Regions from separate parts of the Homo sapiens genome. Here region 1 is linked to region 2. Evidence: chromatin loops called from intact Hi-C (ENCODE). Cell type or tissue: MCF 10A. All regions are shown on one strand. Links, peaks and the distances in the headings refer to the core of each region. The heading gives the core; the rest is flanking DNA. Region 1 overlaps ITSN2 (intersectin 2). Region 2 holds the start of LOC105377626 (a long non-coding RNA gene).

Region 1 (15,673 bases), core at 4,623-12,622, 600 kb after region 2:
GTGTATTAACAAAGTTGTCCAACCATTTCCACAGTCACTTATAAGACATTTTTATCACCTCAAAATGAATCTCTGTACAATTTAGCTATCACCCCCATTTCCCTAAGCCCCCCTCCAGCCTTCAGCCCTGAGCAGGCACTAATCTTTTGTCTCCATGTTTGTCTATTCTGAACATTTCATATGTATGGAATCATAAAATGTGTAGCATTTTGTGATTGGCTTATTTCACTTAGCATAATGTTTTCAAGGTTCATCCATGTAGTAGCATGTAGCTGTACATCATTCCTTTTTATGGCCAAATTAACATCCCATTGTGTGGATATGCCACGTTTTGTTCATTCATTATTTAGTGGACATTTGGGTTGTTTCAACCATTTGGCTATTGTGAATAATACTGCTGTGAACATTTGTCTACAAGTTTTTGTGTGAACATATGTCCATGTTTCTTTTGGATATATATCTAGGAGTAGAATTCCCAGGTCAAATGGCAAATCTATGTTTAATTTGTTGAGGACCTGCCTCACTGGCTGCACCATTTTCTATTTCCGCCAGCAGTGTACAGGGCTTTCTGTTACTCCACATCCTCACCGGCACTTGTTATTATCTGACTTTTATTATAGCCATCCAGTGGACATAAAGTGACATCTCACTGTGGTTTTGATTTGCATTTCCCTGATGACTAATGATATTGGGCATCTTTTCATGTGCTTGTTGGCCATTTGTATACCTCCTTTGGAGATATGTCTATTCAGATCCTTTGCCCGTTTTAAAATTATTTGTCTTCATAATCACTTTTTTAAAAGACTTCATTTTTTAGAGTAGTTTTAGGTTCACAGCAAAATTGAGAGGAAGACACAGAGATATCCCATATGTCCCTTGCCCCGACACAGGCATAGCCTCCCCCATTAACAACAACCCCCACCAGAGCAGTACATTTGTTACAATTGATGCACCTACATCATGTCATTATCAAAGTCTGTAGTTTACATTAGGGTTCAGTCTTGGTGCTGTGCATTCTGTGGGATTGTACAAATGGGTAATGACATACAGCTACCATCACAGTATCATACAGAGTATTTTCACTACCCTAAAAATCTTCTGTGCTCTACCTGTTCAGCTCTCCCTCCCTCCCATCCCCTGGCAACCACTGATCTTTTTACTGTCTCCATAGTTTTGCCCTTCCCAGAATATCATATGATTGGAATCACACAGTACATAGCCTTTTCAGATTGGCTTCTTTTACTTAGTAATAGGCATGTAAGTTTCCTCCATATCTTTTCATGGCTTGATCCTTTCGTTTTAGTGCTAAATAATATTCCGTTGTCTGGGTATACCACAGTTATCCACTCACTGAAAGATATTGTGATTCCTTCCAAGTTTTGGCAATTCTGAATGAAGCTGTTACAAATATCTGTGTGCAGGCTTTTTTGTGGACATAAGTTTTCATTTCCTTTGAATCAATACCAAGGTGTGTGATTGCTGCTGGATCATATGGTTTAAGAGTATGTTTAGTTTGTAAATGGCAAACTGTCTTCCAAAGTGGCTGTACCATTTTGCATTCCCTCCAGCAATGAATGAAAGTTCCTGTTGTTCCACATCCTTGCCAGCATTTGGTGGTGTCAGTGTTACAGATTCTGGCCATTCTAACAGGTGTGTAGTGGTATCTCATTTTTGTTTTAATTTGCATTTTCCCAACAACGTATGATGCAAAGCATCTTTTTATATGCTTATTTGCCATCTGCATATCTTTTTCCATGAGGCATCTGTTAAGGTCTTTGGCCCATTTTTTTATTTGTTTTCTTATTGTTGAACTGTTAAAAGAGTCCTTTCCATATTTTGAAAAATAGTTCTTTATCAGATACGTCTTTTGCAAATTTTTTTTCAGTCTGTGCCTTGTCTTCTCATTCTCTTGACCACATCTTTTGCAGAATGAAAGTGTTTACATTTAATGAAGTCCAGCTTATCAACTCTTTCTTTCATGGATTGTGTCTTTGGTATCATATCTAAAGAGTCATCACTAAACCCAAGGTTATCTAGATTTTCGCTTACACTATTTTCTGGGAGCTTTATAGTTTTGTGTTTCAGATTTAGGTTTGTGATGCATTTTGAGTTGATTTTTGCGAACAGTAGAGACCTGTGTCTATATTTCATTTTAAAGACAATTTCTTTTTTTTTTTTCGCATTTGGATGGCCAGTTGTTCCAGCATCATTTGTTGAAAAGAGTATCTTTGCCCCATTGTATTGCCTTTGCTCCTTTGTCAAAGGTCAGTTGACTCTATTTATATGGGTCTATTTCTGGGCTCTATTCTGTTTCATTGATCTATTTGTGTATTCTTTGGCCAGTATCACACTGGCTTGATTACTGCAGCTTTCTAGTAAGTCTTGAGGTCAGGTAGTGTCAGTTCTTCAGTTTTATTCTTCTCCTTTAATTTTTTTGTTGGCTATTCTGGGTCTTTTGCCTCTCCGTATAAACTTTTAGAATCAGTTTTAGAATCACTTTTTAAACTTTGCTTTAAAGAACAACAAATTATGAAGGACATTCTTAAGAGAGATGTTTTAAGCTTGTCAAAAGGCAAAAATCACTTACTCTTTCAAAGAGAACGATAAATGAGTGTAGTGGGAAGTATAGTGGGAGGATTGCTTTGATTCCTGTCTCAGCTAGCTCACCCCTCCGAGCCTTAGCCTGGTCTGTATAAGTGAGAATAATAATACCCACATTGCACATGAGGCTTAAGGGGTTTGTAAAGCACAAGTTTAATGTCTGACACATAATAGATACTAGAAATAACAGCTAACATTTAGTAAATATTTGCTGTGTACCAAGTCATGAACTAATCTTTGGGTTGTCTGAGTAAGTAGTAGAGTTGGAACTCAAGTCCAGATCTGACTTCAGAACTCATTCTCTTAGCCACCCCCACATGCTGCTTTCCATTAACTGGGAGCTGCTCTTAACTCCCAACCACAAAAGCAGAACAGTCATCAGTTAATTGCAAGATGGAGGGTAAAGAAAATTAACTGCTTTAAATGAATCCAAGCTGGTCAAGTTACATTCCAAGGTACCGAAGAACCTGCCACTGGGATCCCTGTGTCACCGGTGGTCATCCATTAGCCACCTGAAGTCAGAGTCAGCCAGTGCTATAGAATTTGTGTGTCCTAAACTCAGCAATTTGGGGCAAAGTCTCCAATTATGTATGTAGTCATAAACAAGTGGAAAACATGAGTTATATGAACATACCATTGGGGGAGATTAATGGTGTAATAAGCTGTTCAGTAATACTAAGAAAAAATATATATGTGCATATGAAACCCGTATTGCCCAAGGACAGAACTGTAGTAATCAGTGCACTGATACAAAGTGCTACAGTGCATGGAACAGTCTCTTTGGAACTGGCTATTAGATACAAGGTCCTAATTGTGTGTGTGACAGAGTAGAAGGGTGTGTAAGGGAATAATTATATCACTTAGACATAAAAAAGAGTTAGAGTAAGGGCCTTGTTTGCTTTTTCATTGCTTTGGGCTAATTGGCATTCAGAATATTTATCCTAAACCTTTTTTGCCTTTAGAATTCAGTTCACCAAGCATAGGACCTGGTAGGTTTATACATGGAATCTCCAGTAATTGCAGTGTAAGCATCATCTTAAATGGCCTGCCATTGGAAAGTATAAGACTTGAATCAAGTTACCTAGATTTAGATATGTAGTAGCTCTAATTTATCTGGTAAGTCTCTTCACCACTAAGCTTCAGATTATCTATTTACTTATAGAGCAGGGGTCAGAGCTGTTATCAGTTATTCGGAGGATTGATCAGGGTTTGAAAATCATCATACACATATTGGTATAGTTATTTTTATTGTTAGAATTGAAAGTTCTAACATGATGAAACTACTATTTCATATCTCTTTATAATAGTCTATATCCTGCATCTCACATTAACTCCCTCAATTGAGTCATGGTACAAGTCTGGCAGGTTAGAAGGTAATGCAGATTTTAGCCTGAACTAACTGCTCTCTGGGGCCAGGTCTGCGCTTTTGTCTATCATTAGGAGGTCATTGCTGTCTTAGGCTTATGACCTTTTACAGTAGATTCAAAAGTAAAAATAAAACCAATAAAATTTGTCTTTATCTGGTTGCACTTGTCAATATAGTTGCTTTTGGAAATTCTAGAATATGACTATTTTCTGATAGGCAAATAGTTTGCTTTCTGATGGTCTGCAACATTAGAATATGATTTCAACTTCTTTCCTTTTTGTGCTTACAGGAGCAACATAGCTCCTAATGGAGTAGAACTTGACAGGCCTCAAAAAGACATGAATTTAGAAATTTGTCCAGTAATTATTTAAATTTCCAAAAGTAAAAACAAATATCTTTGTGGTGGAAGCATGCTACCCGGTACTCAATAAATATTTGCCAAGTGGATGAAAAGCTATTCTTTTACAACATAAAATATCTTGTAACTTTCTAGTGTCCTGATAAAACTTCAATAAAAAGGCAGCCTTCAGAAAATGCAGTTTATTCATCTAGATTTACTGTTAAAAATCTCATCTTTTCACTGAGCTTAACTACAGTATAACTGGAAACCATTATGTGATACTCTGGCCGCATAAGTGGGCACACAGAGAATAGCATTGTTCACCGGCACTGCTCCCCTCCAAATGGGCAAGGACTTTTGTGGGACTTGTGACATAATCTGAACAAGCACTCTCTGTGTTCGTCATCACAGATTGTCTTTTGTCCTTTACCTCCTGGAATCTGCCCAGATCTTTCCCCTCTCCTTTCTTAGGCATCTCTTGTTTGCTTCTTATTCTTGCTTGCACTGTAACTTGGAATAGTGCTTCCCAACTATGGTGCGACATACCTATGATTCATAACTTGTCTCTCAGTCTCCACATCCTCCCACAGTGTGGGGGTGGGTCTTGTGGCCCAGCCCACTACTAATTATTCCTCTGGGAACATCAACCTGATAGTAGCCATGATCTCTCATCTTTCTTCTTTGCCCACTCTTCTTGTCTACCAAAAAGGACCTACCAGGAAGTTTTCATCAATTTCTCTGACTGCCTGTAGTCAACACTGCTGTACTGTCTCCTGAAGCTCAGAGTGTATCTTCACATCACATTCCATAAATGCTTATCGAAGCCCTCCTGTGTGTCAGACACTGGGGATGTGGCAAATTATAAGACAAAAATTTCTGCCATCTTGGAGCTGGTGTTTGAGTAGGCTAAAACAGAAAACGAACAAAATGAGAATGTGAAGTGTGTAGCATCTTAGAAAAATGAAGCAGGGAAGAGGAATGGGAGTTCTGCAAGGGAGGTGGATCCAGAGGGATTTTATTTTGAATAAAATACTCAGATAAAACCTCTCTGAGATAGTGACGGCAGGCAGAGACTGGAGGGGTGTGAGGATATCTGGAGGGAGCCATGCGGATATCTGGAAGATCATTCTGGGCAGATTTTGCACCTGCAAAATCCCTGCAGCAGGAGCATCCTGTGGTGCCTGAGGAATAGTGCGGAGGCCTGTGCGGTGGGAAGAGGGAAGAGCAGGAGAGAAGGAGGAAGCGAGGGTCTGGGTGTGACCTAGGAAATGAAGGAGGTTGTTTAGGTTCTTGTGGGCTATTTATAAACTTTGGCTTTTGTTTGGAGTGAGAAGAACCCATTGGAGGGTTTTTATTATTTTTATTTTTATTTCTTTTTTTTGAGATGGAGTTTCACTCTTGTCGCCCAGGCTGGAGTGCAATGGCATGATCTCCGGTCACTGCAACCTCTGCCTCCTGGGTTCAAGCAATTCTCCAGCCTCGGCCTCCCAAGTAGATGGGATTACAAGTGCCCACCACCATGCCCAGCTAATTTTTATATTTTTAGTAGAGACGGGGTTCCACCATGTTGGCCAGGCTGGTCTCCAACTCTTGACCTCAGGTGATCCACCCACCTCGGCCTCCCAAAGTGCTGGGATTACAGGCGTGAGCCACCGCACCCAGCCAAGGGTTTTAATGAAAGGAGTGACATGATCTGGTGTGTTTTAACAGTACTGCTCTGCCTTGCCAGATTAAAGAGGGGAAGGGATCAGAAGCCAGGAGATCCATTGGAAAGCTACTTCAGTAATCCAAGCACAAGATGATGATAACTTGGATCAGAACAGCCATGGGGGACGTGTGAGAAGTGGTCTGGATGTATTGTGAAGAGGGATCCCACAGGTGGATTGAATGTGAAGTGTGAGAAGTATCAGGTGGCGTGAGCAGCTGGAGAGATGATATTGCCATCCACTGAGGTGGAAAATTATAGAGGAGCAGGTTGGGAGATGATTAGGGGTTTGGCTTTTGATGTTACTTTGATGTGCCTTTTAGACATCTGAATGGGGATACTGAGTATACAGCAGAACGTGTGAAGAAGTTCAGGGAAGATGTTCAGGCTGGAGTGTAAATTTGGGAGCCTATCAGTACATAAATAAGCCATGAGAATGAACTGGGTCACCAAGGCTCTGAGTATGTCGAGGAAAGTTCCAAGGACTGAATCTTAGGGCACTGCGACATTAGAAGTCTGGAGAGTTGAGGAGGAACGAGCAAAGGAGCCGTGGAAGGGCAGACCAGTGAGGTGGGAGGATATGAGGAGAGGAGAGGTGGTGACCTGGAAGACGAGTGAAAAAGGATCTCATGAGGATCGAGTCATCAGCAATCACAGATGTTAGCGATAGGTCAAGTAAAATAACGGAGGAGGCTACCTGGGGAGATTAGGAAGTTCTTTTTCTTTAAAGTGAAATATCTGAAAATAATGTTAAATGTATAATTTTCCAGCTACATTCAGTAAACATTTTTCTACAGTAATATTGATTCCTTGGTGTTTGTTGAAATTGGTTCTGTGGGTTCTTTGTGTTGTTGTTGAGACAGTGTCTTACTCTGTCACCCAGGCTAGAGTGCAGTGGCACAATCTTGGCTCACTACAACCTCTGCCTCCTGGGTTCAAGTGATTCTCGCACCTCAGCCTCCTGAGTAGTTGGGATTACAGGCGCCTGTCACCACACTCAGCTAATTTTTGCGTTTTTAATAGAGATGGGGTTTCGCCATGTTAGCCAGGCTGGGCTCGAACTCCTGACCTCAAGTGATCTGCCCACCTCGACCTCCCAAAGTGCTGGGATTACAGGCGTGAGTGAGCCAGCACGCCCAGCCTGGTTCTATGGAAAAAGAATGTATAGTCTCTTGTATGTGTGTTCATATGTTAACCTTGTTAATAGTGTTCAAATCTTTCATATTCTCATTAATTTTCATTGAGAGAACTATATTAAACTCTACTACGATTATAGATATGTCAGTTTTTTCTTTTTTTTGGAGGGAGGTGGGGTATGGGTCTTAGTTTTTTATTTTACACTTTGAGGCTTTCCTGTTAGTTGTTTTTTTATTTTACACTTTGAGGCTTTCCTGTTAGTTGCAAATAAGATCAGAATTATTCTTCTTCCTGGTGAATGTTTCTACCATCTCATACGGGTCCTTAAAGCCTAATTTGTCTGTTGTAATAAAACCTCCCCAGTTGCTTTTAGAATTTTTATTTGGATAGCTTTTTCTAGCCCACTACTTCCAACACTTCTATGACCTGATTTTTAATCCAGAGCCTCTCTTTTCACTGACAGATTTAAGCCATTTACATTGATTAAAACAATTTAATACTTTTATTTGTATCTATTTTATTATGTATTTTCTATTTACCAGGCATTTTCTTTGCCCCTTTTTGTTCTGCTGACACAGGGACTTCTGTCGCACTGATCAAGTTTCTTTGTTTCTTTTATTGCCCTCTACTGGTTGGGAAATTATGTAGTCTATGTCTGTTCTTTGAGTGGTTACCTTTCCATTTTTAACATACCTGTTTGCCTTTGATCAATATCTCTTCCTTCTGCTGATCAATGCAAGGAGGATGATTTATCTCTAATGATTCTCTTATGTCTTTCATGTTATTACATTTTTGTGTTTTAACTTCACCTTGTATTTATACCTGCCAACTTAGTATTATTGTTGTTTTATACAGTCAATGATTATTTTGATTTCTTACACATTTACTAGTATTTTGGCTCACCATTTCTCATATCTCTTTTCTTTTTCCTTCTTATGTAATTTCCTTCTTCCTGAAATACGTCTTTTAATAGTTTTTCCAGTCATGTCTATTAGTGGTAAATGCGCTCAGACTTTGTCTGAAAATGTGTTTATTTCTCTGTCATCTGTGATTTAGATTTTTAGCTGGACAGTTATTTTTTTCTCTGTGTTGTGTGTTATGTGCAGCCAGTCTAATTGCTGTTCATGTGGTTATTCTGATTTTTCTTTCTGACTGTTTAATCATGTTTTTTCTTCCCTCCTTGGTGTTCTGGTATGGATTTATTTTTTTCCTAATCAGAAGCCATTGTTCTGAATTTGAGGCATTGTATCATTCTTCAATTCTAGAAAAGTCTCAGCCATTATAATCTCAATATTACCTCTCTCAATTCTTTCTATTCCCTTCTCCTGGACTACCTGTCAGATGTATGTTGGGCCTTGTCATTCTGTCCTCTGTGTCTCTTAACTTCCGTTTTATGTTTTCCATCTTTTTTTTCTTTTTTTAGTGCAATGGCACGATCTTGGCTCACAACAACCTCTGCCTCCCAGGTTCAAGCAATTCTCCTGCCTCAGCCTCCTGAGTAGCTGGGATTACAGGCACCCGCCACCATGCCCCGCTAATTTTTTGTATTTTTAGTAGAGACGGTTCACCCTGTTGGCCAGGCTGGTCTTGAACTCTTGACCTCAGGTGATCCACCCGCCTTGGCCTCCCAAAGTGCTCAGATTACAGGTGTGAGCCACCATGCCCAGCCTTCCATCTCTGTTTCTTTCTGGGCTACATTCTAAATAATTCTTCACATCTGTTTTTAGGTTTACTAATTCCTAGGATGTGTTTAATCTGCTATTTAATCTATTAATTTATCATTTCCATGACAATATTTGCCATTTTTATTCTTTTTCAACTCTCCTTATTCTTTCTTTTAATAGACTACCTATGGCTTCAAGCCCTTCATTATGTGTCTTGAGTAATGTTAAACATATATATTTTACATCTCCATGTGTATTTTTGTTCTACTGTCATATGTTCTTGGTGTTCTAATCCTCATTTTTCAATTTATGGTGGATTTTTCCCGTTTTTTGTAATTTTTTTTTTTTTTTTTTTACTTTGAGCTCATCTTTAATGAGACTTGGTTTTTCTGTGGAATCTCATGGAGCCACAGTTGTGAGTGTGACCCTCCAGGCCAGTTGCACCATTCCTTTGGCCAGTCACCCTAAGGGTATCACCAGCTAGTGACCAATTTTTGTGTTGTTTTTTGTTTTTCTTTTTCTTTTTTTGAGATGGAGTCTTGCTGTATCGCCCAGGCTGGAGTGCAGTGACACGATCTCAGCTCACTGCAGCCTCTGCCTCCCAGGTTCAAGTGATTCTCCTGCCTCAGCCTCCCAAGTAGCTGGGACTACAGGCAGACGCCACCACCCCTGGCTAATTTTTGTATTTTTAATAGAGATGGGGTTTCATCTCTACTAAATGTTAGCAATAGGTCCAGTAAAATAACAGAGGAGGCTACCTGGGGAGATTAGGAAGTTCTTTTTCTTTAAAGTGAAATATCTGAAAATAATGTTAAATGTGTAATTTTCCAGCTACATTCAGTAAACATTTTTCTACAGTAATATTGATTCCTTTGTGCTCAGACCTCAAGTGAGCACCAAGAAAAACCAGAATAACCACATGAACAGCAATTAGACTGGCTGCACATAACACACAACACAGAGAAAAAATAACTGTCCAGCTAGAAATCTAATTCATGGATGACAGAGAAATAAATACATTTTCAGACAAAGTCTGAGCACATTTACCGCTAATAGAACTCCTGACCTCAAGTGATCTGCCCACCTCGGCCTCCCAAAGTGCTTGGATTACAGGTGTGAGCCACCATACCTGGCCAATTTTTGTGTTAATTCATCTGAATTCTTGAACTCCAAGTTTGTGTAAGATGCAAGCCCAGCATTTCCATTCATTACTTAACAGACAAAAAACTTTTTAATCATGTCACTCTTCTGGAGAGAGGACATTTTTCCTACTCCACCCTGTAACATTCAGTCTCCTGCCAGAGTTTCCTCTCATTGGCCAAACCCAGGCAGAGGCCAAATAGAACAGAAGCTTAGAAAAAACAGCCTGCAGGATTGGCTTTTTTGCAGCCCAGAGCAGAACAGGGAAAAGGTGAGAAATGGACCTGGGCACAAACAGGCCTAGGACCAACACAATATTCTATCCCCTAACAAATATTCCCTGACTGCAGGTAGCCAACACGCTGTGCTCAGCTTGCTATTACAGAAATGTGTTAGACACAGTCCCTGGTCTGCAGTCAGAGCCACTGACACCGTAACTACACAGATTAACAACAGCACCAGTTAGACGATGTGTAATGTTAAAAGACAGATACAAACCAGTACCATGGAAACACTGCATGTGTTCAGCGGTCACAGCTTGCTAAGGGCTACTCTATTGACAATGCAGGTATAGAGAGTGGCAAAGGGGTGTATCCTATCCATAAAACCCGAATTCCTCAGTTCATCAGGACTTTTCTCAGGACAAAAAAGATGTTACCCTCCCTCCTCTCAAAAAAAGAGGATTCTGTGGTCAAATACGTGTTGGGAACCCTGAGCTCATCAAATTTTTCTGTAGCACAGAGTTTCTCACTGCCTAATAGGCTAATGTGCACTGGGGCCCTGCGAGTGAGATATACAGCCTGCAGCATTGTCTGGATTCATCTGACCGCACAGGACAGGAGCATCAGGAGCCTATTTTGGCATTTGCTGGACTGGGGGGAGCAGAGAGCCAGGCAGCAGGCAAGAGGCAGAAGACAGAAGGAAACACCAAGAAGAGGAGAGGCTCAAGGGCTGAGAAAGGCAGACTCAAGTCTCCAAAAAAGCCTCCCATCCAAGGCGCCTGTGCTGTGGGCCGGCAGGGGAGGGTGCAAGCTCAGAAGAGGTCACTGAACTTGGCAATGCCAAGGTCATCGATACCTTCCCGAGAGCAGTGTCGGGCAGTGGGGCAGAAACCAGAATCCCGAGTGGAGATGTGACAGGGAAAGCTAGCGAGAGTTGGCCATGGGTGTAAACCCCTCTAGTGACATTTGCCAATGAGACCAAAGGCAGGCGGTGCTGAGGAGGGGGCAGGGTTGGAGAAGTGTGCTTGTTGGTTGGTTTCAAACAGTGGGATAGGAGGGACACTTAGCAATGTTTATGGGCTAAGAAGGAAATGGCGAAGAGTGAACATAGAAGCGTGAAGGAAAGGGAGGGGCCCTGGAGGAGAGGCTGACTACAGACAGTGGCTTTAGAAAGAAACAGGACCCCTCCTTCCCTAACTCAGGAAGGACACACAGGGACAAATGGACAGACAGAAGGGGAGGAAGAGAGGCCTCGTGTCTTTATTTTTTCCCTGACATCAGAGGTAAGAGCATCTGGAAGTGAGGGTAGGAGCTGGGTTGGAAACTTAAACAGAGGGTAAAAATTTAAGAGCAGGCCAGGCGTGGTGGCTCACGCCTGTAATCCCAGCACTTCGAGAGGCCGAGATGGGCAGAGCACTTGAGGCCAGTAGTTGGAGACCAGCCTGGCCAACATGGCGAAACCCCGTCTCTACTAAAGATACAAAAATTAGCTGGGTGTGGTGGGCACCTGTAGTTCCAGCTACTCGGAGACTGAGGCAGGAGAATCGCTTGAACCCGGGAGGCGGAGGTTGTAGTGAGCCGAGATCGCGCCGCTGCACTCCAGCCTGGGCCACACAGTGAGACTCCGTCTCAAAAAAAAAAAAAAAGTTGAAGAGCCGTCATGATGAAATGCAAAAGGGTCAGCTAGGCATGGCATGCCAGGGGTGTCCCCACATTATCCTGCTACAGCTAATGCAATGTATAGTCTAGTTTTAGAAACAAATATCTGAGGTTCTTGCTATTATTCCAAGGTATTATTCCAGATACAGTGGCCAATACTTGTGGTTTTTAATGTAAATCATTGTTTCCCAAGGTGTGATAGTTGTATCCTTGTGGTGCTCAACGCACTGGTACACAAAATGGACCTGTTTCATTCGAATGATTATATATTTGCTTTAATGATTATTAGAAGAAACATAATGAGCACACTTAACTTCAAACACGAGTACGTTTAGAGAAAAATATTAAGTAAATAATAATAGAGATGGAATGTGGATATGGCAAAAGTCTTGAAAGCAGAACATGAAGTTTGTAAGACAGTGGTGTGGGAGGTGGGGCAACCTTGGAAACTGGTCTGAGTTCCCTCCATCAATCACCTGGCCACACCGAGTAGCACCACTGGATCATATCAGGATCAGTGCCATTTCGCCAGGTGTCTGGTCACCAAGCCTCTCCTTGCTCCACAAAAGCCTCGTCAAGCAGACATTTGGATTAGCCTCAGTGATTTTTTTTAACACTCAGTTACCCTCTGCAGTTCCCCCTGGCAGAAGATAATAAAATACTATCTCCCTAAAAGCGTAACAATTTTGAACATGACAGTGGCATTATGATTTATTTCTTTCTTTTCTTTATTTTTCTTCTTTCTTTTTTTTCTTTCTTTCCTTTCTTTCTTTCTTTTTCTTGTTTCTTTCCTTTTTTTCCCTTCCTTCCCTTCCCTTCCTTCTTTCACTCCTTCCTTCTTCCCTCACTCCCCTCCCCTCCCCTCCCCTTCCCTTTCCCCTTACATTCACTTTTTCCTTCCTTCTCCCTGTTCCTTTCTTTTCCTTTTTTTTTTTTTTTTGAAACAGGGTCTCACTCTTATCTGGCCTGGAGTACAGTGGTGCAGTCACAGCTCACTGCAAACTTGAACTCTCAGACTCAAGCAGTCCTCCCAGCCTTAGCCTCCCAAGTAGCTGGGACTACAGGCACATGCCACCACGCCTGGCTAATTTTTTTTTTTTTAATTTGGTAGAGATGAGAGTCTCACTTTGTTGCCCAGGCTGGTCTTCAACTCCTAGGCACAAGTGATCCTCCCGCCTCAGCCTCCCACAGTGCTGGGATTACAGGCACCACAGTCTATGATTTCTTTTTAGAAACACCAAACATAACCTGCCTTATTCATTTATTTTTTTGTTCTCTGTGGGAGTAATTTCTTTAAAGCTGTTGGCAACATCTGTAGAATATAGAAAAGCTGTCTTCCTTAGAACTGTCTGTAAGCCCAGATCTATACAAAATGTATACAAATGCAAAGGAAATTGGAAAGAGCAACACGCCCTGCTGGATGGACAGTGTCCTGGCAGGTGCAGGGTGCGCCTTCGCTCTGCTGCCCTTCTTGGTTGCCTTAGCTACAGAAGGTCTTCCCTACTTCATTCGTCTCTTTCCCAGTTTTCTGACACAAGCCACTTGCTGCCTCATGTTGTAGCTTGCTGGGTACCTACATGCTGTCAACCTAAATAACGGAGAGGGAGACTCTCTAAAAGAAAGTGATATTTATTTAAGAATAGTTATTGCACCGGGCATGGGGCTCATGCCTGTAATCCCAGCACTTTGGGAGGCCAAGGTGGGCGGATCACCTGAGATCAGGAGTTCGAGACCAGCCTGGCCAATACGGTGAAACCCCATCTCTACTAAAAATACAAAAATTAGCTGGGCGTGGTGGTGTGTGCCTGTAATCCCAGCCACTCAGGAGGCTGAGGCAGGAGAATCACTTGCACCCAGAAGGCAGAGGTTGCAGTGAGCCGAGATTTGCGCCATTGCACTCCAGCCTGGCTGACACAGGGAGACTCTGTCTCCAAAAAAAAAAAAAAAAAAAAAAAGAAAAGAAAAATAGTTATTGTAATGGGAATATGCATACCAACAGGTGCATATTCAGAGAACTAAAGGAGGACAAAAGTTTTTAAAGGAAAAATGAAGAGGATCACATAATTTTTTTAAATATATAATTATCCTTGGCCGTGAGAATCAATAAGGGTGGCACTTGTCCGAGGTTGGACAGGCAGTTGCTGGGCAGATAACCTTGCAGGACTATTTTTTTGTGTCAGGTCACCATGGCCTTTATGTAAGTTTGTGGTTTTGCAGTCTTTTGTGATAGTTCTAGTTATCAAGTATTCATGGATGAGAACTCTCTCTTCATGGCCTTCCCTGGCCCTTTGTCAGGATTTTTAACACAAGTGACTCCATTTTGATTCTGACAACTTCCACTGCTTTTGCTTTTTTTTTTTTTTTTTTTTTTGGAGATGAAGTCTTGCTCTTTTGCCCAGGCTGGAGTGCAGTGGTGCGATCTCGGCTCACTGCAACCTCCACCTCCTGGGTTCACACCATTCTGCTGCCTCAGCCTCCTGAGTAGCTGGGACTACAGGCGCCCACCACCACGCCTGGCTAATTTTTTGTAATTTTAGTAGAGACGGGGTTTCACCGTGTTAGCCAGGATGGTCTCGATCTCCTGACCTCGTGATACACCCACCTTGGCCTCCCAAAGTGCTGGGATTACTCCCAAAGGTGTGAGCCACCATGCCCGGCTGCTTTTGCTTTTTTTTCTAAGAAGGGTTTCCTGAGGTATTTCGCCACATCACTGTGTATAGGCAAGCCCTCAGCTACTTGTTAAGTGACTCTGGAATTATGTCACTTCATAGTTTGACATCTAGTTCAGCTGTGATGTGCCTGTGAATTGATCCATAGTGAATGCAGTACCTCTCACCCTGATGCAAGGTTGCTTGTGACTTTCCTGTCATTTGTGGCTGGATATCTGCAGTGTACCAGGAGTTATTTGTTCTAGTGAGATGAGGCAGTGGTCTTCTGGGAATTGCTGGGATCTGGGAATTTCAGGTTTTATAACCTTAGAACTTTCCTTTAAGAAATCTAGAGACTGTTTCTCAAACATTTTTTTAACAGTAGCTCACAGTGAGAAATACATTTTACATTTCGAATACATACATAACTAAACATTTCACAATATTTACCAAAGCCATATGCATGGTAATTTCTATTTATTTATTTTTTAATGCTGGGCCTGACCAGCATTTTAAAACCAAAATGATATAATGACCCACTAATGGCTCATGACCTGCAGTTTGGAGTGGTCTGAAGCATCTGATTCATTTAATCATTTCAGTAACTTCGAAAAATGTCTTGAGGTGGTGAGATTCTTCACACGCTCTGCACAGTTCTGAAAAGAAATTAGGAGCACATTGAAATGTTACAGACATTGCTGATTTGCCACTTTGGAGCTGTGAGTGCCGGCTCATTAATGCCAACTCTCCGCGTACGCATGCTGCTCTGCAGAAGTTAGCAGCGTCCTTTTTAAGGCTGCGTCATTCTTTCAAAGCAGCATTTGTAAACCCAGCACATCTGCTGACAAATGTCTATTTTCTACAAAGTTGACTAAAGTAATATTTTAAACTACCCTGTTTTTTCCACAGGGTGTGCTGATCTGCAAACCCTGGACACAATGCAGCCAATTGAGAGGAAAAGACAGGGCTATATTCATGAGCTGATTCAGACCGAAGAGCGGTACATGGCTGACCTTCAGCTCGTCGTCGAGGTGAGGAGGCTGCTGCTGGCTAGCTCTCGGGGTATCTGCTGTCTCTCATGAGAGATGGTGGGCATCAGACTCAGGGCTGCCTCCACGCAGAGTCAAAGCAAGGCATCACTTTTGATGTGTGAATTCACAAATAGTGACGGAAGCTCTCACATCCTCCAAAT
Region 2 (15,673 bases), core at 3,389-11,388:
TTTTTTTTTTTGAGATGGAGTCACGCTGTCACCCAGGCTGGAGTGCAGTGGCGCGATCTTGGCTCACTGCAACCTCTGCCTCCCGGGTGCAAGAGATTCTCCTGCCTCAGCCTCCCAAGTAGCTGTGATTACAGGCGTGTACCACCATGCCTGGCTAATTTTTGTATTTTTAGTAAAGATGGAGTTTCACTATGTTGGCCAGTCTGGTCTCAAACTCCTGACCTCAAGTGATCCACCCACCTCAGCCTCCCAGAGTGCTGGGATGACAGGCGTGAGTCACCGTGCCCGGCCCCAGGGAGTCGTGACTGTGGCTCCCAGATGCACTGTTGAACCCGTTCAGACAGCTCTCAGCCCGTCTCAGTGACTATTCAGACTGATGGCTGTGTCATCACAGCCAGGATTCCTGTTTTTGGAGTTGATGCTTTTTCTTTGGAACTGGGAATAAAAGGGTAGTGGGTGCCCCAGCTCCACCTACCCGCCCCTTGTCAGCCCTCTAGTGATGAGGACATTCTTCTCTCTCCCATCACTTTCCCCCTCAGATCTTCCTTTCCAAATGAGCCAGATGTGAGTTCCTTTAACAGTTCCCTGAAGCCCTAGAGTTGGGAGCCATTCATGTCCCCAGGCTGCCAATGTATATGGCCCCCACATCAATACAGCAGGAAGTGCCAGGACTGCCTCAGCCCAGCAGCTGTCTCCGATTACAGGTCTCCTGCTCAGGAGCCAGGGGCTGCTCCCTACAATGCTGTCATTAGCGGACCCTCCCTGCAGAGCTCTGGGTGGGGGGCCCGGGGAGCCAGGAAAGACTGGAGCTTTGGGTGTAGATCCAGGCCACATGGAGCCACGTGGGAGCATGGGGAAGACTTCCCGGAAAGGGATTTTAGAGCTGGAGGGATTGGTCCTCCGAGTATGCCCTCTTTTGTTCCTTTCCTCCTCCACCTCTGTCTTTCCCAGCTCTTCCCCACCACTCTGTCCCATCTGCCCCACTCACGCTGCCTCCCTGGCTCACAGGCCGACAACCCCTCATTCCCCAACCCACGCCGGAGGCTGCGCCTGCAGGACCTGGCTGACCGAGTGGTGGATGCCTCTGAAGATGAGCACGAGCTCAACCAGCTGCTCAACGAGGCCCTGCTTGAGCGAGAGTCCGCCCAAGTGTAAGCGCCACCCGGAAGCGTCCAGGCCCACCACTCCTCCCGGGCCCTGACAAGGGATTCAGGAAACTGAGCATCCCAAATACGGCCCCCCTGCTAGGCCAAGGCAGATGTGGCATTTGGGATTCATGGGGCTTGTTCCCACTGCAGAGTAAAGAAGAGAAACACCTTCCTCTTGTCCATGCGGTTCATGGACCCCGAGATGGAAACCCGCTACTCGGTGGAGAAGGAGAAGCAGAGTGGGGCTGCCTTCAGCTGCTCCTGCGTCGTCCTGCTCTGCACGGCCCTGGTCGAGATACTCATCGACCCCTGGTGAGGGAGGGGCCGGGGAGGGCCACGAGTTTCCTCGGCTGCGGTGGTGCCGGGCGGGGGGCGGGGGCAGGTGTCTCAGCGGGAGCCTGACATTGGGGAGCAAGCCAGTCTCTGCTCCCTGACCCCCACTGGGACGGCCCCCACAGGCCCCAGGAGTGCTAGACGGCACCCTGGGCATCCTTCCTTTTCCCTGCCCCGCGTTTTGGAGCAGTCCTAGCGTCAGAATGGGGATCTGGCCAGGATCAAGAGAGCTGAGGGACAGAGGCCTCCAGAAGGCTGGAGACCTTGGCTAGATGGGCCCACACTGATTCTTGGGACAAAGATGGGGACACTGCGTCAGTCTCAGTCACCAAGGCTGACCTGGCCCCTCTCTTGGCTCATCTTGGTAAAGATAGATTTTAGGCTGTGGGCACAGACTGACGCCCTCTCTAACGCAGCAGTAGGTCCTCCAGGGCAAGGTGTGGCCTCCTGGAGTCCCCAGCTGGTGAAGCCCTGTCTGAGGGTGACGACCACTCTCTTGTTCTCCCTTTCTCCCCTCGGCCAATCGGGGATTCCCCGTCACAGAGGAGGGGTCTGGAACCCTGCTGGGATTACAGTTTGTCAGGAGCCTTGGGCTGGGTCACACTATCTAAGGTTGCGGGTGTGTGACCACGTGCAGGCCACTGCAGGCTCCGGCAGCATCTGTTTCCTCATCTGTGAAATGAGGAGAACAACCCCTGCCCTAGCGGACACTCACGACTGTGGTGAGGCTCAAATTCACTCATTCCATAAGTATTGATTGGTTGTCTGCTTCATGCGTGGGGATCAAGGGCTGGGGCTATGGCAGCGATGCGGCACACAGAAACCCCTGCTCTCGTGAAACTTGGGTTCTGGTAGGGGAAGCTACAGGCAAAAGCAATTAAACAATTAAAATATGCATCCATGCGAGAGTAAGTACTGCAGACACAGGGAAGGCAAGGAAGGGAGGCGGGTATGCTGCTGGGGAGCTTTGTTTTGTTTTGTTTGCATTTTGATGTGGGATGGTCAGAGCAGGACTTGCTGGCAGGATAATATTTCAGTAACGCCTGGAAGCGGGTGAGGGGCGAGCCTTCTCCTATCTGGGGGACACCTGCTTCGGATAGAGGTGCTGAGGCTGGAGTGGCCTGGCCCCTGGAGGCACAGTGAGGAGGCATCGCATTGGGAACGGGCCACAGGAAGAGTAGCAGGAGTCCAGCACAGACGTGGGGCCTCCTACACGCCACTGCAGGGTGCCAGCTTCCACTCTTAACACAGGAGGCCGCCAGAACAAGGGAGCAGAGGAGTCCCCTGTTGTGACATATGCCTGGAGAGGCTCACTCCTGCTGAGAACAGCGCTTAGTGAGCACAGCGGGAGCAGTGAGACCAAATAGCGGCCCAGACAAGCCACTGTGGTGGCCAGGCCAGGCCGAGGATAGAGGAGGATCAGTGGTTGGATTCCGTCGATAGATGCTGAATGTATTTTGGAGACAGAGCTGACAGGATTTGCTGGCAGATTGGTTGTGGGGCGTGAGTGTGGAGTTGAGGATGTCTCCTGGGCTTCTGATCTGAGCAACTGGCAGGACGGGGGTGCCGTTAACCAAGATGGGGACAAGGTGGAAAGATGAGAGTGGAGAGGCAAAGATCAGGAGTTTGCTTTGGGACACGTGAAGTTTGCAGTGCCCACAAGCCAAGGAGGCCAGCATCCATGATCTGGAGTTTGGAGGGCGGGTGGGGTTGGAGACGTGAACCTGGCATCACCAGCATGCAGGCTGTGCTGCAACACGAGACTTGCTGAGCTCAAGGCAGCGTGTCCAGATGCAGAGACAGAAAAGGACTCAAGAAACCAAGCGAGAAAAGTGTCTCAAGGAGGGGTGAGAGGTGACTGAAAATGGGACATGGATTTAGCTACCAGGAGGCTTCTGGGGCTCTTGGCAAGGACACCTTCCAGGGAGGGGTTAAACGGGAATGGGTGTGAGCAGAGGGTATAGAGAACAGGTTTCCGGGAGTTGTCAGGTTAAGGTGGATGTGTTGAGTGTGTCCACTGTGAAGCTGGGGGTGGCTGTCACAGGCAGACTCTTAGCCCCCGGCAGCGAGGGAGTGATGCTGCTCCGTGCTCTGTCCTTTCAGCACAGCGACATGGCAGGGGTGCATTCCTAAGATCCCTGCCCAAGTTTATCCTGGGCTGTGCCCAGGCCACCTGTGAGTTGTTCCCTCTCTGGGAAATGTCCCAGGCAGCAGCTGCAGCTGGAGAGTGGCCCGCTCCCAGGCCGGCACTCAGCTGGCGGCCCGTCTCATCAGGGCCTTTGTCCTGTTCTGCACGGCAGGCAGCAGCAATTCCCTGGCACCGCGTGGAGCTGTACAGGCTCGTGCTGTGCTGAGAGGCCTCCCCGTCCCCTGCCCCCGGCCCCTGTCCCCTGCCCCCTGCCCCCTTCCCCCGGTCCTTGTCTGCTGGCCCCTGCCCCCGGTCCCTGTCTGCTGGCCCCTGCCCCCGGCCCCTGCCCCCAGTCCCTGTCCGCTGCCCCCTGGCCCCTGCCCCTGTCTGCTGTCCCCTGGCCACTGTCCGCTGTCCCCTGGCCCCTGTCCGCTGTCCCCTGCCCCCTGGCCCCTGTCCACTGTCCCCTGCCCCCTGTCCGCTGTCCCCTGGCCCCTGCCCCCATCCCCGTCCCTTCCTCTCCTAGCCCCTCACCCCATCTCACTGTCCCCTCTGGCCTCTCCCAATTGTCTTCTCTCTGTCACAGGCTAATGACAAACTATGTGACCTTCATGGTGGGGGAGATTCTGCTCCTCATCCTGACCATCTGCTCCCTGGCTGCCATCTTTCCCCGGGTAAGAGGCACTTTTCTACTGAGCTCAGAAGCCTCTGGAAGTGAGTGGCACTCCCTGTAAAACTGGGCAGTGATGGAGTTATTCTTTCTGTCAAATCTGACAGGCAGACACTCCTCTGTTAGGACGGTCCAGGCACTTGCCCATCCATTCATTCACCATCAGCAGAGCACTCCCTCTGGCTGGGCCACCAGGCTGTGGCAGGCTGTGGTGGGCCACGGCTGGGCCGTGGTGGGCCTTGTTGGGCCGTGGCGCTGCAGCACGTATGAGTACGGCAGAGTCTGGGTAAACAAGAACCTGGGTAGAGAGGAAGTGGAGGGCCGGCTGGAAGGTGGGTTGGCCCCGATGGTGAAGGCCCTTAGAAGCCAGACTAAAGGGATTAAAACTTTCTCCTGTAAGGCACTGAGGTACCAAGCAGAGTTTTTTTTTTTTTTAATCAGAATGACAAAGGTAAAGCAGTGTTTAGGAACATAAATCTGACAGGTGGCTCGCCAGGTCACTTGGAGCCAGGATAGGCAGGAGTAGCTGGCCAGAGACGAGCAGCCCTGAAAACTGTTCCTGCCCTGGCCTCACCTCGTCACCACGTCTGCTGTGGAAAGGGCTGCGACCTGGAGGCTGTGCTGTTGAACAGGCACATCGAGGAGGTCCAACACAGCGTCAGAACTCCCACGCCCTCTTCTCAGCTCTGCCCCTTGGTCAGCTGTCAGGTGACTCCCAGGCAGAGTCCGTTTTGAGGCTCCTGGGACTGGAATACGGGACCAGCCTGAGTTGCTGTCAGTCACGTCGCAGGAGAAAGGACTGGCAAAGGCTCATGGCCCTTGAAATTCTGTTCCTTCTAGGCCTTTCCTAAGAAGCTTGTGGCCTTCTCAACTTGGATTGACCGGACCCGCTGGGCCAGGAACACCTGGGCCATGCTCGCCATCTTCATCCTGGTGATGGCAAATGTCGTGGACATGGTGAGCTCCTGCTGTCCTTGTTGAAGGGACGCCCCTGTTCTCAGTGGAGAAGGGCTTCTGTTTGGGTCACACAAGCAGTTTCTCAGTCCATCCCTCCACCGTCATGTAGCTTTGGAGTGGCTCTTAGGTTCCCAAACACATCATCCCCACCTAGTGGAAGGAGTCTTGTCCCTGTCATCCAGGGAGCCTCTGGGATGGACTTGTTTCCTTGAAGCTCCTCTCCCAGAGTCCGAGAGCACAGTTCCATGTGCCCAGGCCTGTGCTAGGTACCTTATGTATGTTGATTCATTTAATCTGTGAAAAAGTCCTGAGCAGTTGTACCAGTATCTGCAGTTTCATAGGGAGAAACTAACTCTCAAAAAGGGTAATTGGTTGGGCGCGGTAGCTCACGCCTGTAATCCCAGCACTTTGGGAGGCCAAGGTGGGCGGATCACGAGGTCAGGAGTTCGAAACCAGCCTGGCCAACATGGTGAAACCCCATCTGTACTAAAAATACAAAAATTAGCCAGGCATGGTGGTGCACACCTGTAATCCCAGCTACTTGGGAGGCTGAAGCAGGAGAATCGCTTGAACCCAGGAGGCGGAGGTTGCAGTGAGCCGAGATTGAGCCGCTGCACTCCAGCCTAGGCGACAGCAAGACTCCGTCTCAAAAAAAAAAAAAAAAGGTAATTCACTTGCTCTAGGTCACACAGCCAGGAAGTGACAGAGTCCAGAATGGAGGCAGTTCTAAGTCCCAGTCCTGTGTATTCTTCCTCCCTGAGGGGGCAGCCAAATGCTTTCTTGGGGAAAAGGGACAGGAGTTGGGAGCCCAGATCTATTGGTTTAGAACCACTGGGCACGTATTGAGCACTACATGCCTGGAGCTGTCATCAGTGTTCTCTTGTCAGTTGTCACGGCCTCCTCTAATTGTGGTAGTACCATATACACTATCTTCCTTTTTTTTCAAATATAATGTTATTGTTGTACTTTAACAATTGGAGCACACGGTGCCGGGCGCAGTGGCTCACGCCTGTAATCCCAGCACTTTGGGAGGCCAAGGCGGGCGGATCACGAGGTCAGGAGATCGAAATCATCCTGGCTAACACAGTTGAAACCCCGTCTCTACTAAAAATACAAAAAAATTAGCCGGGCGTGGTGGCAGGCGCCTGTAGTCCCAGCTACTCAGGAGGCTGAGGCAGGAGAATGGCGTGAACCCGGGAGGTGGAGCTTGCAGTGAGCCGAGATTGTGCACTGCACTCCAGCCTGGCAACAGAGTGAGACTTTGTCTCAAAAAAAAAAAAAAAAAAAAAAAAAAAATTGGAGCACACAAATACAACCAACATGGAGACTTATTCTGCCAGTGGTATAAGTGAAAAAGCTCCAGGGCTGCAGCTAATCAGAAGTCCAGTGGGGGGCCGGGCGCGGTGGCTCACACTTGTAATTCCAGCACTTTGGGAGGCTGAGGCAGGCAGATCACTTGAGGTCAGGAGTTTGAGACCAGCCTGGCCAAGATGGTGAAACCCCGTCTCTACTAAAAATACAAAAATTAGCCAGCCACAATGGCACGAGCCTGTAATTCCAGCTACTTGGGCAGCTGAGGCAGGAGAATCGCTTGAACCTGGGAGGTGGAGGTTGCAGTGAGCCAAGAATGCACCACTGCACGCCAGTCTGGGCGACAGAGCGAGACTCCATCTCAAAAAAAAAAAAGAAAAAAAAGAATAAGTCTACTGGGAATGAGGAGTTAGGGGCTCCAGAGCCTACCTTGGCCAGGGGTTGCTGGTGCCCACTACCCAGGGAAGAGAAGCCCCAGGCCCCCTGCATGTCACAACATGCCTGGAACCTGGCACCCAGGTGTGGAGGTCACCACTGCATGGGGTCCTGGACACTGTACAGGACACCTGGAGATGCTGTCACTCATGGAGGGGTAAAAAGCTAGGGAGGTGTAACAACTGCTCATGCTAGAATGACATGGCGGGAATCGCGCAAGCAAGACAAGGTTGCCCTGTGGGTGAAAGTTACAAAAAGGGGGGGTTGATTCCGGTTCTGGATGCGCTTTCTCCCGGCCGCATCTGCCCAGTAGCAGAACCAGTAAAGAATCCAGAAGGCAGTGAACATCCCCCCAATGGAAGGATTTGGGCAGAGACTAGCTGTCATCACGGGGAGGCTGTGAGTGGGGCTCATGGTCCCGTGGCCCCTCCTGAAGCAACAGTGTGATATGGGGAAGAACATGTTGGATTTGAAGCCTAAAGACTTGGCTCCTACTTTTGGCTTTTCTGCTTGCTAATTGTGTTTGGGCAAATCTGGCCCGAGTTTTCTGTACAATAGGGACAGTACTAAAAATACTCGAGAGAGTTTTTGTGAATGTCAAATGAGGCAACGGCGAGGCTCTTAGCTGCAGTTACTAACTTTCATATGATTAGTCCCTGGTAAATTTCCCCATCTTTCCCGGTATTTCTGGGGGAGCCGCGGGAGGTGGCAGCTGAGCGTGCACTACCATGCACAGCCCTCTGTGACCAGCACCTGCTGTTCTCTTGAACGTGTGTCCCTGCCCGCCGTCCTGGCCTCCAGCTCAGCTGTCTCCAGTACTACACGGGACCCAGCAATGCAACGGCAGGGATGGAAACGGAGGGCAGCTGCCTGGAGAACCCCAAGTATTACAACTATGTGGCCGTGCTGTCCCTCATCGCCACCATCATGCTGGTGCAGGTCAGCCACATGGTGAAGCTCACGCTCATGCTGCTCGTCGCAGGCGCCGTGGCCACCATCAACCTCTATGCCTGGCGTCCCGTCTTTGATGAATACGACCACAAGCGTTTTCGGGAGCACGAGTAAGATGAAGCGTGACTGGGGATCTGTATTGTCTCCTTCCTCCCGCCCGCAAAGTCCTCAGTTCAAGCTCATGGGCCTGTGCTGAGGTGGCTTTCTGCCACTAGGGGTCCTCAAAGGCTTGTTCAAGAACCAGTTCCTGGCTGCTCACAGACGTATCACTGTTTGGCTAGGACCTGAGAATAGATTCTTCCCATTCTCCCCGAGTGGAGGACTTGGGATACCCCGGTGCCTGGCTGGGCATCAGGCTCTTGTTCCCAGATGGGGCCTGACTGTGCTGTTATCTGTCCAACAGCTTACCTATGGTGGCCTTAGAGCAGATGCAAGGATTCAACCCTGGGCTCAATGGCACTGACAGGTAAGGGCCACGGCTTCCCCTCCTGGCCTGCACTCACAGCCCTTCTTCTAGAGACAGGAATATAACAGGCCCAAGCCCCGGGATCTCACCCTCCCGGGAGGCACGTGACCTGATACGTGCAGGTTAGAGAAGCTGGCATGGGTTCCTCCAGGAGGGCTGCAGCAGTGCAGTGAGGAGGGAAGGAAATACCAGGTGGATGGCAGCTGCATGTAACTGGCTGGCAGGACAGACAGGCAGCAGGAAAATGAGGAGGGAGGAAGACGCTTTGGATTTGGACCTGGCTTCTGAGCCTGCAGCAGGCAGTAATTCTCTGTGGGTCACAGGCAGGTCCGTTTCCATGAGTTGCAATTTCATCTCTTGAGGAGGATACTGAACCAGAAGTTCTCTAAGGTCCCTGCCAGTGCCAAGGTTTTAAAATTTTATGATTCCATGACTTGAACAGACCTTCAAGGAAGTTTAGAAATAAAAAGATGACCTAATAGAAGAGGGGTAAAACCTGCATAGCCCTTAGCAAAAGAAGAACTCTAAATGGCCACTAATAAATGGCACTCAAGTAATCAAGGAAATGCCAGTTACACCCTAGTGAGATACCATCACACACGTACCGGTCCAGATAACTCTGACAATATCAAGTACAATAGTAACTCTTACACTCCTGGTGGGAGTATGAGTTAGTACAACCGTGTTAGAAAATATTTTGATCTATTTAGTAAGGTTGAAAATAAACCTGTGTCCCAGCAATTCCACTCCTACATACACACCCACGCAGACGTGTGTATATGTGTATATATATATATACACACATCTTAGAGAAATTCATGCACATACTCATGTCCCAGGATATATGTATGAGAATGTCCAAAGTGGCACTGTTCGTAATAGACATACCCCCTCCCCCAAAACAAATGAAAACAACCCAAATGACATCAACAGGAAATGGATACATAACTGGTATATTCATGCAGTGAAATACCATACGGTAATGGAAACTAACCACAGCTCCACATAAAAATATGTATGAACAAGGTAAAAAGCCATGGTGAGATTGTACCCCAGTCCCATGGCTATGAAATCCCATCACTGATGTCTCTTGCTTCTCCAAATTCCTGCATGGTTGTAGCTACCTCTGTGATCAGTCAGGCAATGCAGTGTTTCTTAAATACCTGGGGAGCAGCCCTGATGTGAATACCAGGTGCAGCCAGGAGGGGCCAGGGGTTGCCTGGCTGTTGGAGAGGAGCCCAGTGAGTTAAGAAAATTTTACTGCCCGGGGGAGCCCGACTTGATGTGAAAGGGCCTAAGGAGCCGGGGTGAGCTCTAGGGCTGGGGTGGCAGGAAGCAGCACCATCTAGTTGGAGGGAATCAGGCCCCCTCCAGGAGGCAGATGACAGCCCTTTCAGTTGCACACGCTCTGCCCAGCAGGCTGCCCCTGGTGCCTTCCAAGTACTCTATGACGGTGATGGTGTTCCTCATGATGCTCAGCTTCTACTACTTCTCCCGCCACGTGAGTGCCGCCTGCACGATCCCCGCTCTGTGCCCACAGCCCACAGGGCCTCCTGAGAAGCAGCCCTGGGACCTAAGAGCCCAAGCTCCTAAGGAATGGGGCTTCCCTTCACCCAGCCCCACACGTGAGCCTGGTCAGGCCACCGCCTTCTCTATTCAGGCTCCTTCCTCAGTCACACAGGAAGACAGTTCCTCACCTCTTCCGTCCGACCCCCTCCAGGATGGTGAAGGAAGCATGGGAGTGAAGGTGGGAGGGGATAGAGTGAAGGCACAAACATCTTGAATCAAATCAATATCCCCTAGGCCAGGGGCTCATGGCCCCCGCACTCCCCGTGGCGCTGAGGGACATTAACACAACTGACCACAGAGCCAGAAGAGAAAGAGAAGGGAGCTGATGGACTTTCTGTTGGGTTAAAAGGAAAAGAGAAGGCCGGTGCAGTGGCTCATTTTGGGAGGCTGAGGGTGGAGGATCACTTGAGTCCAGGAGTCTGAGACCAGCCTGGGCAATATGGTGAAACCCTGTCTCTACTAAAAAATACAAAAATTAGCCAGGCATGGTGGCCCGCACCTGTAATCCCAGCTACTTGAGAGGCTGAGGCAGGAGGATTGCTTGAATCTAGGAGGTTGAGGCTGTAGTAAGCTGAGATCACACCACTGCACTCCAGCCTGGGTGACAAAGTGAGACACCCCCCCCGCACCCCCCCCCCCCCCGCCACAACCACCGCACTCAACCGGACAAAAAAGGAAAAGAGAAGGAAGAGAGGGAAGAGAAAGATCCTCTGTACTTAGGGCCCAATGTTAGTTCAAGTGCCCCCTACTGGCTTTCCAGGGAAGTACAGCCTTCCCAAGCCACTTCTTACCCAAATGGCGCCTGCTAGAAAGGGGGACTCCACCCTGAGTTGGGAGATCCCCACTGCTGCCACCTCCACGAGACAGACCTGCAGCTGAAATTAGGTCCCAAGAGGCCCCCTACACACGGAAGGCCTCCTGGATCTCTGCTGTAATTACGGAGGCTGGGAACCGCACCACTATTGGGTGGCCTTTTGATGAGGTGCAATCTTTGCAGGGTCTTACTTCCCTTGCCATTTAGCCATCTTCCTTCCAGCCTTTCCAAGGGGAGTTCCTCCATTCACGTTCCTGTTTTTCTTCTTTTTTTGAGACTGAGTCTCACTCTTTTGCCCAGGCTGGAGTGCAGTGGTGCGATCTCGGCTCACTGCAACCTCTGCCTCCTGGGTTCAAGTTGATTCTCCTGCCTCAGCCTCCCGAGTAGCTGGGATTACAGGTGCCCGCCACCATGCCCGGCTAATTTTTGTATTTTTAGTAGAGACAGGGTTTCACCATGTTGGTCAGGCTGGTCTCGAACTCCTGACCTCAGGTGATCCGCCTGCCTCGGCCTCCCAAAGTGCTGGGATTACAGGCATGAACCGCCACGCCTGGCCATTCCTGTTTTTCATCCTTCTATCCAGTGGCCAGCTTAGAGCACATGCCTCGCCTTGTCTGTGTCTGTAGGTAGAAAAACTGGCACGGACACTTTTCTTGTGGAAGATTGAGGTCCACGACCAGAAGGAACGTGTCTATGAGATGCGACGCTGGAACGAGGCCTTGGTCACCAACATGTTGCCTGAGCACGTGGCACGCCATTTCCTGGGGTCCAAGAAGAGAGATGAGGTGAGGGGTGTGGTCTCAGCCCGGAACCATGAGGCCATTTGTCTCCATCTGTTCTTTCTTTCAGGCAGCCCCCGCTGGGCCCAGGCCTTCTCAGGGACAGGGGACTGGGGCCTAGGTAGGGCTGAACCTAAACAGCAAACACAAATAAGCAAAAGAGGAATTTCTCCGGCCTCTTATAAAGTGCACTGCTGTAGGCATCGTGATGTGGGCCGTACAGCTCTGAGGCCATGTGTCAGAAGACAAGACTTTGGCTAGAGCCCACCTTTCTGTTGCCTGTGAACTTCTCCAAACAGAGTGGTTCCCAGCTCTACGGTACCCTCGTCTTCACAGCTGGGGCTGTTAGAGGAACTAGAGAAGCTGTTTTAAAATTTATTCAAAGTAGTGGCCGGGCACAGTGGCTCATGCCTGTAATCCCGGCACTTTGGGAGGCCGAGGCGGGTGGATCATCTGAGGTCAGGAGTTTGAGACCAGCCTGGGCAACAAATAGTGAAACCCTGTCTCTACTAAAAAATACAAAAATTAACTGGACGCGGTGGTGCACACCTGTCGTCCCAGCTACTCGGGAAACTGAGACAGGAGACTCACTTGAACCCGGGAGGTGGAGGTTGCAGTGAGCTGAGATTGTGCCACTCAACTCCAGCCTGGGTGACACAGCAAGACTCCATCTCTCAAAAAAAAAAAAAAAAAGTAGCGATGAGCTATTTTTAAATTATTCAGAGTTGGAATAATCTACAGCCGGGCATGGTGACATGTGTCTGTGGTCCCAGATACCTGGTGTTCAAGGCCGCAGTGTGCTTCGATCATACCTAATTGTGCTTGTTTACTGCCACTGCACTCCAGCCTGGGAAACACAGCAAGACCCACTCTTAAAAAAAAAAAAAAAAATGCTGGAATAATCTGACTGATGTGTGAGTCCAAAAAGCTGAGTGCACATGTCATGCATGGAAGATAGATGCATTTCTCCAACACATCATCCAGTCAGTCGGACATGCTTTGAGCACGTTGTCCGCACCTCTTTTTAGGAGCTGTATAGCCAGACGTATGATGAGATTGGAGTCATGTTTGCCTCCCTGCCCAACTTTGCTGACTTCTACACAGAGGAGAGCATCAACAATGGTGGTATTGAGTGTCTGCGTTTCCTCAATGAAATCATCTCAGATTTTGACTCTGTGAGTGCCCATCCCACCCTGCACTCTGGCCATGAAGCCGGCCCATTCCACATCACATCCTACAATAGGCTGCAGAGGCCAGAGAAACTGGCTTCATTTTCCCAGATAAGCCCCTTCCGCAATACATGGACTTCTGCAGCCACCTGGAACTGCTGGGCTGGGGAAGGGGAGGTGAGGTGGGAGCCCGGGAAATCACCCACAGGGTCACAGGATAAGGATAAGGACTGGCCAAGCAACATCTCGAGACCTCTCTGTCCTGGGACTGTCTCCTCAAATTCAGAGCCGGTCAGCATTGACTGGGTGACCTGTATACCAGGGAGAATGCTTTTACACACGCGCGGAGCCCCCCTAGGAGACTGCCGATTTTATGTCAGTGTTGAGGTTGTGGAAACAGGCCCAGAAAGTTAGGAAGTTCTCCCAGGATCATGTGGCAGATAAGCGGTAGACTAAGTAACAACTTTGATAGGAAAGTGTCTCTTGGGTTTAGTGGGGTCCTTGTAAACAGGTACATCTGTCACTGGGTTGGGTCATTCCTCTCCCTTGACTGCTGACAATTCTTTCCTGAATCCTGGCCTCAGCTCCTGGACAATCCCAAGTTCCGGGTGATCACCAAGATCAAAACCATTGGCAGCACGTATATGGCGGCTTCAGGAGTCACCCCCGATGTCAACACCAATGGCTTTGCCAGCTCCAACAAGGTAGCTAACCCCAGTAGCCAGAGAGATGAGGCTCTGCCCCCAAGGCAAGAGATTGGCAGCCCAGACCTAGCATGGGGGAAATAAGAACTGCTGTGCAAAGTGGTCCCAGACACACACCACCAGCACCACGTAAATATAAATAAGAAATAGGGTTTATTGAGAAAGTTCGGCAAGCAGAGAAACAGAACAGACACACAACCCCCTGCTGTTCACAGCTCAGGCCTAAGATGGTTGTGTTCTGTGGCCAGGCCCCCTAAGGCTCTGTGCTTTCATAGGAACTGGAGAGCAATTGTCAACAAGGGAAACTGAAAGCATGGCCTTCAGAACTCTGGCTGACGGCAGCCTGTTCTTTTGTTAAGCTAATTTAGACCTTTGTTCAGCTACCAGGAGAGAAAATTAGGTGTAGGAGCCCTGGTCCCAAGCTCTGGTCTTAAAACACCATCATCCTGCTTTACCTCTACAACCATCCCACGGCCCTATTATATGGATGAGGTTAAAGAAACACGTCCAAGGCGGGTCATCCCCCTCCAGTGCTTATCACCTAGTTGAGGGATCCAAACAAGGACAACCTGACAAAACCTAAGGACCAGGACCAGGCCCAGCCAAGGTGAAGGGGTCCGCCTCGTGGTCAGACTCACAGGTCCGTCTCCTCTGCTCAATTGCCCAGTCTTTGCCTAGACCTGCTACGTGAACTTTGTCACAGTGGCAAGTCAGAGCTAGCGTGGCTGCGACTCCTTTGTGGGAGGAAAAGTAAGGCCTTGAACATCTAGGTGTAGGGAATCCACCCCCAGAACACTGCCAGGGAAGGCAGCAGAGCAGGCTGCTGCAGTGAGCGGCCCCTGACACTTTCTCCACGGTCCCCTGGCACAGGAAGACAAGTCCGAGAGAGAGCGCTGGCAGCACCTGGCTGACCTGGCCGACTTCGCGCTGGCCATGAAGGATACGCTCACCAACATCAACAACCAGTCCTTCAATAACTTCATGCTGCGCATAGGTGAGCACCCCCAGCTGGCCTGCCCCGCAGCAGGCTCCCTTCCCATGCAGGGGCCTGGCCCACCACCAGGAGAGACATGAGGCTCAGGACAACTGAGGCAATTCGGGTGGGGAGGTTCACGCACTCACAGGGCAAGGAGACCTGAAAGACCTTTAGTCCAGACGACTCTAGATGACTAAACCAAAAACCCAGCTGATGTGATGATCCGACTATACTGTGCCTACTGTTACAATAGAAGCTTGGCCTGCCTGGCTGAGAAGTGAGTTTGTGATCCATTTCCAGAGGGGTTGCTGTGCCTGCTGAGGACATGGCTTCCCAGACAGGCCTGCTCTTTGAAAGGAGTTAAGATCACCTGCTGCTTCTACTGAGGGGGTATCATTCCTGAGTGAGGTCCCAGGAGACTTGAAATACCAGCTGTGTTAGAAGCTGGCCACTACCATGCCGAGTAAATCTGCATATGGGGGGGGGGTGGCGGCTGACACCTAACAAGCACACGGATAAACAGGAGATGTGATTTCCACCCTCCAATAGCATACAGCCAAGTTGAATGAGGACAATGATGTGTTACATTAGGAGCTTTGTGGTACAGGTCTGGAGAGGAGATGGCTTCTGAGGCCCATAACAAGGTGTGGCCTGTGGCTGTGCTGAACTTTATGCCTCTACCCTAGGCATGAACAAAGGCGGGGTTCTGGCTGGGGTCATCGGAGCCCGGAAACCACACTACGACATCTGGGGCAATACAGTCAATGTAGCCAGCAGGATGGAGTCCACGGGGGTCATGGGCAACATTCAGGTATGTCCAGTGGCACAGCTGGCACGTGCTCAGACTCGGCATGAGAACAAAACCGGAACAGTGCTTTCCCACGTGCCCCTGCCTCCCACCCTGGCCCTGAACAGTAAGTCCAGAGGCAGAGACGTGGGGCAAGTGGAAAAGAATCTCTGCAATAGCTAGCCTCAGCACAGGAAGAAACACTTCCACCCATCCACAAAATCTGGGCTGAAGTTCTAGATGCATATGGCCTACCTTTGGGTATGAACCTTCTAATACCTTGTGATCTGTCTCAGTGGCGTCTGGCAGAAAAGCTCCACGAAAGGGGCAAAGGGACAGAAGAGCAGGCAGTGGCAGTTTCCAGGTAACAGTGCTGCCACCCAGGTGACCATGGCCATCCTAGGAGAGAAGTCTCTGGATGAGAGGAGGCCCCCAGCCAGTCACTCCAGGGTTCTCCTTCCCACCCGCTGCTCGCC

The links. Peaks named below come from ENCODE experiments on the same cell type or tissue, not always from the same donor. Only the 100,000 strongest peaks of a DNase experiment are listed, where the experiment ranks them.
Region 1: it touches region 2 in a loop (6-fold over the local background); 4 of 110 quality-filtered maps call a loop at or near these places.

What each region holds. Positions count from the first base shown.
Region 1 is chr2:24,220,784-24,236,456 of GRCh38, reverse strand. ITSN2 (intersectin 2) reads left to right here. Exons shown (of 40, transcript NM_006277.3): 30 at 15,391-15,512. Among named protein-coding and RNA genes, the nearest start is that of FAM228A, 54 kb to the right of the region's middle. In MCF 10A, for the core only: CTCF peaks have their summits at 7,597 and 7,803 (motif pointing left); no DNase peak of the experiment used is centred there.
Region 2 is chr2:24,820,272-24,835,944 of GRCh38, reverse strand. It overlaps ADCY3 (adenylate cyclase 3), which reads left to right. Exons shown (of 22, transcript NM_004036.5): 10 at 1,009-1,151; 11 at 1,299-1,460; 12 at 4,196-4,283; 13 at 5,120-5,236; 14 at 7,784-8,043; 15 at 8,337-8,399; 16 at 9,819-9,900; 17 at 11,409-11,567; 18 at 12,590-12,736; 19 at 13,315-13,434; 20 at 14,305-14,428; 21 at 15,097-15,221. LOC105377626 (a long non-coding RNA gene) reads left to right here and starts at 1,479. Exons shown (of 2, transcript XR_939842.3): 1 at 1,479-2,203; 2 at 3,585-3,865. CENPO (centromere protein O) reads right to left here. Exons shown (of 8, transcript NM_001322101.2): 8 at 13,569-15,673. RefSeq lists enhancers at 423-1,346, 1,347-2,271, 9,361-9,919, 9,920-10,479, 12,891-13,435 and 1 more and a silencer at 2,451-2,745. In MCF 10A, for the core only: CTCF peaks have their summits at 8,132 (motif pointing right) and 10,723 (motif pointing left); a DNase peak (open chromatin) is centred at 8,144.